Regions from separate parts of the Homo sapiens genome. Here region 1 is linked to region 2. Evidence: chromatin loops called from intact Hi-C (ENCODE). Cell type or tissue: mammary epithelial cell. All regions are shown on one strand. Each heading gives the region's core, and the rest is flanking DNA. Links, peaks and the distances in the headings are about the cores only. Region 1 has its middle 12 kb from the start of DEGS1. Region 2 has its middle 23 kb from the start of WDR26.

Evidence for each region. Hi-C counts contacts between places; a loop is a spot of excess contacts. Peaks named below come from ENCODE experiments on the same cell type or tissue, not always from the same donor. Only the 100,000 strongest peaks of a DNase experiment are listed, where the experiment ranks them.
Region 1: it touches region 2 in a loop (8-fold over the local background); 4 of 110 quality-filtered maps call a loop at or near these places.

The regions. Positions count from the first base shown.
Region 1 is chr1:224,168,408-224,173,781 of GRCh38, reverse strand. No RefSeq gene overlaps it. Among named protein-coding and RNA genes, the nearest start is that of DEGS1, 12 kb to the left of the region's middle. RefSeq lists enhancers at 2,722-3,691, 3,692-4,661. In mammary epithelial cell, for the core only: a CTCF peak has its summit at 2,921 (motif pointing left); no DNase peak of the experiment used is centred there.
Region 2 is chr1:224,455,056-224,460,429 of GRCh38, reverse strand. It overlaps a transcript of CNIH3 not described here. Among named protein-coding and RNA genes, the nearest start is that of WDR26, 23 kb to the right of the region's middle. In mammary epithelial cell, for the core only: CTCF peaks have their summits at 2,719 (motif pointing right) and 3,427; DNase peaks (open chromatin) are centred at 2,799 and 3,229; H3K27ac peaks cover 1,742 bases.

The DNA of each region.
Region 1 (5,374 bases), core at 87-5,086, 290 kb after region 2:
TGAATATTCAAAGGGACATGTACCAACAGTCCTGAAAGAGGCTATACATCATGCCCCTCAGGCTAGGGAGGTACAAGTGTTCTCATAAGTTTTGTTTGTTTTTGTTTTTACAAGCTCACAGCTAAAATCGTGTTCTCATAGTTTTTGAATGCACTTCAAATGCACTATAATTTTTTTCTTTTTTTTGAGACGGAATCTCACTCTACGTCCAGGCTGGAGTGCAGTAGCGTGATCTTGGCTCACTGCAACCTCTGCCTCCCTGGTTCAAGTGATTCTCCTGCCTCAGCCTCCCAAGTAGCTGGGATTACAGGCATGTGCCACCACACTCGGCTAATTTTTGTATTTTTAGTAGAGATGGGGTTTCGCCATGTTGGCCAGGCTGGTCTTGAACTCCTGGCCTCAAGTGATCCACCCACCTCTGCCTCCCAAAGTGCTAGGATTACAGGCATGAGACACTGCACCCCACCCACATTAATATTTTTGAATAGGTTGTGACTATAATAGGAGCTTCTCTCCATGGCTGGTCAGCCTATTATTTGACAAATATGTTAAATTCTGCACAATGAACTATTTTTTTTGATACAGAGTTTCTGCTCTTGTTGGCCAGGCTGGAGAGCAGTGGCTCACTGCAACCTCTGCCTCCCAGGTTCAAGCAATTCTCTGGCCTCAGCCTCCCGAGTAGCTGGGATTACAGGCACATGCCACCACGCCTGGCTAATTTTTGTATTTTTAGTAGAGACGGGTTTTCACCACGTTGGCCAGGCTGTCTCAAATTCCTGACCTCGGGTGATCCGCCCGCCTCAGCCTCCCAAAGTGCTGGGATTACAGGCATGAGCCACCGTGCCTGGCCCAGAACTCTGTTAACCATCTTTACAGCAAACTGCAGATTTAAATGGTAGTTCCTTAAAAGCCCAAACTTTGAGGTCCAAAATATTTGGGAATTCCAGTATATTCAGGCATCATTCCCTTTTCCAAACCTGCCCTTGCAATCATATTCATCTATGTGGCATGCCCAGATTAGGGAATCCACTAATTTTATGATTTTATCCTTTGCTAATTAAGCTGAGATTTGTCCTCTTGGCAAATCTGTTAAAGCCAATGAATAGTCAGAACTCTCGGGAGTTATGTCAGCGTAGAAAAATTGATGAATTATCCCCATTCCCATCCCGACCTGTGGTCAATGGCTTTCATAGCTTTCTTTTTCCCTCCCTTCTTCCCTCTCTACTTTCCTCCTTCCTTCATTCCTCCTTTTCCTTCCTTCCTTCCCTCCCTCCCTCCTTCCTTCCTTACTTCTTCCTTCCCTCCTTCCTTCCTTCCGTCCTCCTTCCCACCTTTCTTCCTTCCTTCCTTCTTTTTTTTCTTTCCTTCCTTCCTTTCTTTCTTATTCTTTCTTTTCTTTCTCTCTCTTTTCTCTCTCTCTCTCTTTCTCTCTCTCACTTTCTTTCTCTCTGTCTCTCTCTCCTAAGCAGTCATTTTCTTCAAATTATATTTTTAAGTCAAAGAATTACCCCTCCTACGCTCCATGAAAACCTGATGAAAAGGGGATTGTTATGATCAAACTATAAAAGTTAGAGACAGAAAGAATAATAGAGATTAACAGGGGTTGGGGAAAAGGGGAGTGGGGAGCCAGTCTTTAATGAGTATACAGTTTCTGTTTGGGATGATGAAAAATTTCTGTGAATGGATAGTGGTGATGATTGAACAACTTTGTGAATATACTTAATGCTGCTGAATTGTACGTGTAAAAGTGGTTAAAATGGTAAATTTTGTTATGTGTATCTACCATGATAAAAAATGAACAGAGCCTCAGAGAAATTTGGGACATCATTGAGCTCATCAAAATACAGCTGATGGGAATACCAGAGGAGAGGAGAGAAAAGGGCAAAAAAAAAAAAAACAAAGGAAAAATATATCTAAAATGATCTAAATCTGATGGAAACATTAATCTACACATCCAAGAGATGCAGTGAACCCAAGTAGAGGCCGGGTGCGGTGGCTCACGCCTGTAATCCCAGCACTTTGGGAGGCTGAGGTGGGCGGATCACGAGGTCAGGAGATCAAGACCATCCTGGCTAACACGGTGAAACCCCGTCTCTACTAAAAATATAAAAAATTAGCCAGGTGTGTTGGTGGGCGCCTGTAGTCCCAGCTACTCAGGAGGCTGAGGCAGGAGAATGACGTGAACCTGGGAGGCAGAGGTTGCAGTGAGCTGAGATTGTGCCACTGCACTCCAGCCTGGGCGACAGAGCGTGACTCCATCTCAAAAAAAAAAAAAAAAAAAAAAAAAGAACCCCAGTAGAATGAACACAAGACAGAGATCCACACCCACATGCATTATAATAAAATTCTGAAAGCCAAAGAGAAAATCTTGAAACAGCAAGAGAAGAATGACTCATCACCGAAAAGGAGACCCTGATATGATGAACAGGTGACTCCTCATGAGAAACAGTGGAGGCCAGAAGGCAGTGGGATGGCGTATTCAAAGTGCTGAAAGAAAAAACTTATCAACCAAGGATCTGTGTCTAGCAAAACTATCTGTCAAAAATGAGGGCAAGGGGTCTGAGTGTGGTGCCTCATGCCTGTAATCCCAGCACTTTGGGAGGCTGAGGAGGGCGGATCATGAGGTCAGGAGTTTGAGACCAGCCTGACCAACATGGTGAAACCCTGTCTTTAAAAAAAATACAAAAATTTGCCAGGCGCAGTGGTGCGCACCCATAGTCCCGGCTACTCAGGAGACTGAGGCAAGAGACTCACTTGAACTTGGGAGGCGGAGGTTGCAGTGAGCCAAGATTGCGCCATTGCACTCCAGCCTGGGCATCAAGAGTGAAACTCCGTCTCAAAAAAAAAAAAAAAAAAAGAGAAAAGAATTTCTTTAGAGAGAGTTGGTAGCAGGTTGTGCTGCCCATCCTTGCTGCACACCCTCTGGTGGCAGAAGGAACTGTTGCTTTGTTAATTACAGCCAAGTGAAGAGTTTCTCAGAACCATTCCTCCAACTTGACTTTTGTGTTTGGAGAGACACAGGGACTGGTACCTGACTTGGACTTGAGCATGCCTAAAGGTGAGGGGAAATCAGAAGCTGTCCGTGGTCACTGAGTATGGACAGAGGGTCTCTGCTGATAGTAGCTTTTCTGCCAGGTTGATCAGGTATAGGTGGACCAGATGTGTAACCGTTTGACAAGGGCTAGATTTGGTTGCTGTCTATGGCCTCATAGGTCATGCATCCTAATGCTTCTTTTTGAAAGAACATTTACCACCAGATACCTAGGGCTAAGGAGGGGTTCCTATGAGTCAGCTGTATGGTAACTTGGAAGAAAAATTCATGGTGAAGGTAACCCGTGAGGAGATTATTTAAAAACCAATGGAGGGCTGACAGCAGTGGCTTATGCCTGTAATTCCAGCACTTTGGGAGGCTAAGACAGGAAGATCGCTTGTGGCCAGGAGTTTGAGGCCAGCCTGGGCAATGTAGCAAGACTCTGCATCTATCAAAAATAAAAATAATTAGCCAGGCATGGTAGTCCCAGCTACTCAGTAAGCTGAGGCAGGAGGATCACTTGAGCTCAGGAGTTCAAGACTGTAGTGAGTGATAGGGCAAGACCTTATCTCTTAAAAAAAGAAAAAGAAAGCAACAACAACAGTGGAAAATGCCTTGGGGAAAACAGCCCCAAAGTGTGATCTCTGCCTCAACCAAGAGACACACATGACAGATTCCAACCATACCAGTAATGCAGATTTTTTTTCTTTATTCTGTCTCTCCTCCCCACTGAGTTAGACAGCAGAGAGTCTTGCAGGAGGGGGAGGAGGAAAAGCAAAGAGAATAAATGGAAGACATCCTCCTTCCTGCCCTTCTCCACTGAAAAGGAGAAGCCCAACTCAAAGCTTCTCCGAAGTCCAACTCAGGCCTGACTTACAGAAAGAAGAAAGAAGCGGGAGGGCACAGTGGCTCATGCCTGTAATCCCAGAATTTTGGGAGGCCAAGGCAGGCAGATCACCTGAGGTCAGCAGTTCAAGACCAGCCTGTCCAACATGGCGAAACCCCGTCTCTACTAAAAATGCAAAAATTAGCTGGGCTTGGTGGCAGGCACCTGTAATCCCAGCTACTTGGGAGGCTGAGGCAGGAAAATCGCTTGAACCCGGGAGGTGGAGGCTGCAGTGAGCCAAGATCGCACCACTGCACTCCAGCCTGTGCGACAGAGCAAGACTCCGTCTCAAAAAAAGAGAAAAAAAAGAGGAAAGAAGCTTTAATCAATTGAGACAATAAAGTCTTTCTTCGGATCGGGCTGGATTTTTTAATAACTGGATAAAGGTGATTAATTTGTTAGTGACCAGGAGAGTCTACAAGGCTCTGGGATCTGCCTGAGATTCCTTCTGGGATCAGGGCAGAACAATGCAACAGGACAGTCTAAAAGAGCAGTTACTGAGAAGAAATGAATCTGCTTCCATTTGCACCCTTCCAAGTCTAGCTCATGCAAAAGCAGTTGTACTCAGATGACTATTTTACTCACCAGCAGCCACAGCTTATGAAAAAGGAAATTGACAAAGGAAGAGGGTGAAGGGGCATAGGCAAGAAGAAAAGTCTTGAACTAGTGAGCACTGAAATCAAAACCGCAGGCTTATGGTTAGAGAAATTTCCCCCATTTCATGTATGAGGAAGCGAATACTTCCAGAATGTGAGTGACGTGTCTTAGATCACACAGCTTAGAGTGCAGCAGAGGCTAAAAAGGGACAAAGGTTGTCTGGTTCCAAATCCCAAATAGAAGATGGACTCGATCCAGAGGTGACTCATGGTGGGGAAGGCAGGGGTCCAGGATCCAGGAAAACACCATGAACTGATAGAGCAGTTCTGCAGGATGAAGTAGCTTTTTCTATCTGTGTGAAGCCAACAATATGAATGAGTGGAGAAAAGAGCGCATAGCTTTCATTCTTCCAGAGTCTGAGTTTTGCAGGGGATTGACTGGGATTGAGAATACATTTGCAAGATATTTTGTTTTTCTTCCCAGGCTTTTGGTTTTTAAGAAAACAGTCTGGCCAGGCACAGTAGCTCACGCCTATAATCCCAGCACTTTGGGAGGCCAAAGCGGATGGATCACAAGGTCAAGAGTTCGAAACCAGCCTGGCCAACATGGTGAAAACCCGTCTCTACTAAGAATACAAAAATTAGGCTGGGCGTGGTGGCTCACCCCTGTAATCCCAGCACTTTGGGAGGCTGAGGTGGGTGGATCACCTGAGGTCGGGAGTTTGAGACCAACCTGAGCAACATGGAGAAACCTCATCTCTACTAAAAATACAAAATTAGCCAGGTATGGTGGCGCATGCCTGTAATCCCAGCTACTCGGGAGGCTGAGGTGGGAGAATCGCTTGAACTCGGGAGGTAGAG
Region 2 (5,374 bases), core at 220-5,219:
GGACAGAAAGCAGTTCAGTGGCTGCCAGAGAGAGGGTTTTCTCAGGGGGAAGAGGCCTAAGAAAACTTTTGTGGGTGATGGATATGATCCCCCTGTTGATTGTGGTGACAGTTTCACAGATGTAAACATATGGCAAAACTTATCAAATTATCCACTTTAAATATAAGCAGTGTATTGTATATCAATTATACCTCATTGTGGCTGTTTTAAAAAGATGACTCCAAGCTTAAGAAAGATAAACCAGGAGGGGTAGATCATGCCTGTAATCCTAGCACCCTGGGAGGCCGACGTGGGTGGATCACTTGAGCAACCTGGTCTTAAGCTCAGGAGTTCGAGAGCAGCCTGGGCGATATGACAAAACCCTGTCTCTACAAAAAGTACAAAAGTTAGACAGGTGTAGTGGCATGGGGCTGTAGCTCCAGCAACTCTGGGGGCTGAGGCAGGAAGATCGCTTGAGCCCAGGAAGTTGAGGCTGCAGTGAGCTGTGCACATACCTCTGCACTCTGGCTGGGTGACCAAGCAAGACCCGGTCAAAAAAAAAAAAAAAATAGGGGTTCCATGACTCTAACAACCCCTCCCCGCCCAGGGTGTGCAGGGGAACTGAACCAAGAGCCTCATTCCTGGCCTTGCTTTTTCTGAGCTCAGGCCCAGGGCTTTGCACAAGCTCAAATGTGCATTTTACAAAGGCAATCAGAGCAGCCTGTCTCTCCTCTCTGATACTTCTGGGCCCTCCACATCGCTACCCCCATATTTAAACGGAAGCTAAGAGACACTACTATCTATGTGCTTATGAAACCCCAGCTTCACTCCACCCCCACCCTGGGAAAGACTTCAAATTCAATAATTCTAAGGAGAAAGATAAGCACAAACAGATCTATTTTATTCCGTGTACAAAGTTCTAACAGAAGAAATGCCTCGCCCAAGATAGAAGTTGTTATTTCTTTCTTTACTGAGAGGTATTTGCCCCTTTGCCATAGTATAGATGAGAACAGGAAAATACTTGGGATATCGCTGAGGGTCACGTTATCTGTTATAATGAGGTTTGGCTCCATGGAATAGAAAAGTTGTTTTCATACTGCAAGGATTTCTTTTCATCACTTTGTTAAAGACCCGGAATAAACAGTCAGGAACTGTTTTGGCAGCTCTGTGAAGTCATCAGGGTTTCGGCCTTCTGTTTCCTCCAGCATGTGACATCCATCCTCAAGGTCACATGATGTCTGCTGAAGACTTGATCTAAGCAGTAGAAGGAAGAAAGAGGGGAAGGCAAAGAGAGGGGCCCTGGATGTCCTAGAAGATAAAAGCCAGGCTACCAGAGAGGAAGTCAGGTGTTTGGCCATTTGGAGTCAAACAGATAATAGACACTGGAACCAATCCTGGGATGGCATTTAGGCACCTTGGAGGGTGTGCCCTAAGAGAGCTGATCACTGGAGCTGAACAGGGCCTCTGGGTACAAGGACCACATAACAGTATGGTGCTTAAATTTTCCCCTTTTCTTGAAAAGTTGCTGCAAAGCGCTCCCCTCCTAAGTTCTGGCCCCGTCTTTCCGGGACTGTATTAGAAGTGCAAGCAGGGCCTCTCCTAACTGTGGACCAAACAGGCACTGGGAGACCCCACTGACACTTTCCCTGAATACCTCGCATCTTCCTCTGAGCACTCAGCTACCCAGTGTGTCTGATACCCATGGTGATTTGGGTATGTGGGTGGATCCAAGCAAGACAAAAGTTTGCTGTTCCTGAACACACACTTGAAAAGTGGTAAGGTCTCAACAAATTCATAAAAGTGAGTTCAGTATGTTATCATTAGGGGGAGTAGTAGGAAAGTGGTAGGAGGTCTGTTCAACAGTGGAAGGTTGGAATCAGACAGTAACAGCCACAGAGAAGGTAGTCAAAGGGTGGTTGCTGTCATCAGACCAGGCTCTCCTGCCCACCAACCGCAGGCCACAATCCCAGCCCTTCTCTCTGATGTCAGGAGCTGGGGAGCATCTGCCTTGCCAAGCCTTGTGCGATCGGCTCCTGGCAGCCTCACACCTGGTAGGATGAGGGACGGGGAGTGAGCCAGAGCCCCTCTGCTAAGCATAACTTTGGTAAGTGGGCAGCCTGCCCCTGAAGAATCAATACTGACAGAGCACTGCTGCCTTCCCTGCTGACCACACAGGGACTACGGGACCTTTCTCGGCTTTGGCACCCTAGCCACACGATGCCCCAGAACCAGTTTCTACTCAGCTCTGGGCTCTCCCACCACTGTCAGTGAATGAGATCAGAGTGAATCCAGCCGTACGTCACTCCTTAATACATTCAAAAGCACAGAGGACGTCCCTGGATGCAAAATCAGGAGAGGGTAGGAGCCCTGGAAGGGAATATCCTGCCCAAGTGCAGTACTTCACTATAATTATTACAGTAATACACTATTTCTGTTTAAGACCATTTCAAAGGGCACTAACTGGCATAAAGTAAAATAAGTCTGCTTCCTCCCCACACCTAGCTGCACTCTCTAGGGACCACCATGTATAGCTTCTGGTATACCTTTCAGAAATTTTCTATCCTAGTGTATTCTGTTGAATGCATGTGCAAGGATTTTACTTATAGATCATTCAACTAACAATAATCACTAATTTATAAAATGCATATTATTGACACTGACATTGGAGGTGGAAAAACAACTAAAAATGATAAAAGTGAACGTTTAATTCTTCCAGAGTGCAGTTTTTGAAATGACCACCAGGTGTCAGAGTTATCAACAGTAATCCCCAAATTACGACTGGAAAGTTACAAGAACAGAAAAGTGCCTGGCTGGAAATGAGACCGCGAGATTCCTCCCTTAACAGGATTCCTTGGCCCTTTGGCCCAATATTTCGTCTACTTAGTGTTGCAGGGAGGGAGGAAGGGAAGCTACAGACAAAAAAAAAAAAAAAAAAAAAATCCCCAGACCACAGATTCCCATTCAGTTGGGTACCCTTTGATCTTTAGAGAAGCTCTGTGAAAGCACTGTTAAATTTTACATGGGAAATGTAAAGGCTAGGCAGAGTCAGTCCTCCTACAGCTGCAAGGCTACTTTTGGAAGCCAGAGCTATCTCCTTCCTTCAGTAGGGGCGGAGAACAGAAGAGGACACGGACACACACACACACACACACACACACACACACACACACACACAGAGAGAGAGAGGAGGGCTCAGCTACGGCCATCCTTGTTTTAAAAGGGAAAATCCAATTCTGTTTGTAGGAGCACCTCCTAGTTTACCACCACCATCTCTTACTCACTTCCCACTGACTCCTCACATGCACTTCCTCTACCAGGCCTGACCTGCCTGCTGTCCTGAGCTGCTGACCTAGAAACATTCGACCTCCATGCTTGAGAGCAGGGTGTGGACCGTCTCCCCTCGCCACATCCAGGCTGTCGTCCAGGGGCAGTTACACCACCCTTCCTCCAGGGCAGAGGCCTGAGCGGGGTGGCCTTGCTGCTCCCACGCCCTGGCACCACATGCCTAGCTCTTGTAGAGCCAACATACCATGGAGGGCTCCAGGCGACTCCCACACAAGCCTCTTCCTGTATCTTCTTGGATCACTGATACCTGCACTGGCAGACCAGGAGAGTGAAGCAGTTACGACAAGGCCTTGTGCAAGGAGGGCACGAGAATGGCACAAGTGGCTGCAGAGTGAGCTAATGTCTTCCCTGGGAGGGCACAGCTGAAGAGTGTCAAAAAGACAGGGGGAATCTTTGGCCGGGCACAGTGGCTCATGCCTGTAATCCCGGCACTTTCGGAGGCCGAGGTGGGAGGATCTCATGAGGCCAGGGGTTTGAGACCAGCCTGAGCAACACGGTACAATCCTATCTCTACAAAAAATACAAAAATTAGCTGGGTGTGGTGGCACGCACTTATTGTCCCAACTGCTTGGGAAGCTGAGGTGGGAGGATGGCTCGAGCCCGGGAGGTCCAGGCTACTGTGAGCCGTGACTGCACCACCGCACTCCAGCCCAGGCAACAAAGTGAGACCCTGTCTCCAAAAAACACTTAAAGAAAGAAAAGAAAGGGGAATCTTTACATGTCCCATTGGCACTTGTCTAGGCTGCTCCCTGGACCACATCTCATGTCTGAGCTATGGGGCTAGGGAAGGGATCAGACAGGATTCAGACCCCCTACACACTGGAGCTTTTTGTGGATGGAACGTTGCTATGCAGAACAATGCAGAGCTTGTGAAAAGAAGCAGGAGGTGGTGTGAGGAGAGGGGAGCAGGGAAGAAAAGAGTGCCCTCTTCATGGACCATATTATGCATGTTTCAATCCTACTTGAGATGTGACTTCCACGATTTCTGACAGATTAAGGTGACCTTTTTATGTGAGTTGAGTAACCACATCTGCTAAACTGGCACATCCCATATTCACCACATGAAGCAACAGTAATTACTTTAGTCACTATACACTTTAAATGCTATATATAGAGAATTTAAAATGATACACCTGTGGTGCCACAAATATAATGTCAGTTATTATTAAAACACTGGTAGTATTCATATTCAATATGACAATACACTATGTTTGATGTTTCAAACATAAGGTTCAAGCCAAATGCTTCATATAAAAATATCAAGGGGTAAAACAATGTTTATACCTGGACCACCATTCATTTACCATGACTGATATAGTAACTGTTGCTTTAATGTGGCCGACACAGGTTTGGCAACTGAGATTTTCCTCCATTATCTTATAACACATAAGGGGTACAGAACAGAAAGAACCTCTCATAATGCTATTCCTATTATATCCCCTTCCTGAGTAGGGTCAGACTAAGCCTTGGGCAGGGACCACCCAGCATCACCCTCATCTACACTGGGTGTGTCTACCTCAAGGAAGGGTTAATAATGGGCCTCCCCTCTGGGCACTGAACTCACTGTTTGGTGACATTTGGATAATCCTGGGTCTACTAGATTCCTGGTAAGTCAAAGAACATTCCAAACCTCTCCAAAGTCTTCCTATCAGTCACAAGTTCTACTTCATTAGGCCATTCAGATGGTAAGGGTTTCACAAGGCCAAGACAGACTTCACTGGTCTATGTGTATCCTGAGGATGGGGTGGTGAGAGGAGGAGGAGGGTGGATTCAGGCCCCCACCTCACTCATTCAAATACAGATGGTCCCTGACCTATGATGGTTCAGCTTACAATTTTTCAACTTTATGATGGTGTGAAAGCAATACACATTCAGTAGAAACCATACTTTGAGTACCCATACAACCATTCTGTTTTTTTACTTTCTGTACAGTATTCAATTACATAATATTCGACATTATTATATAATAGGCTTTGTGTTAGATGATTTTGCCCAACTGTAGGCTACTGTAGTGTTCTGAGCACGTTTAAGGTAGGCTAGGCTAAGCTAT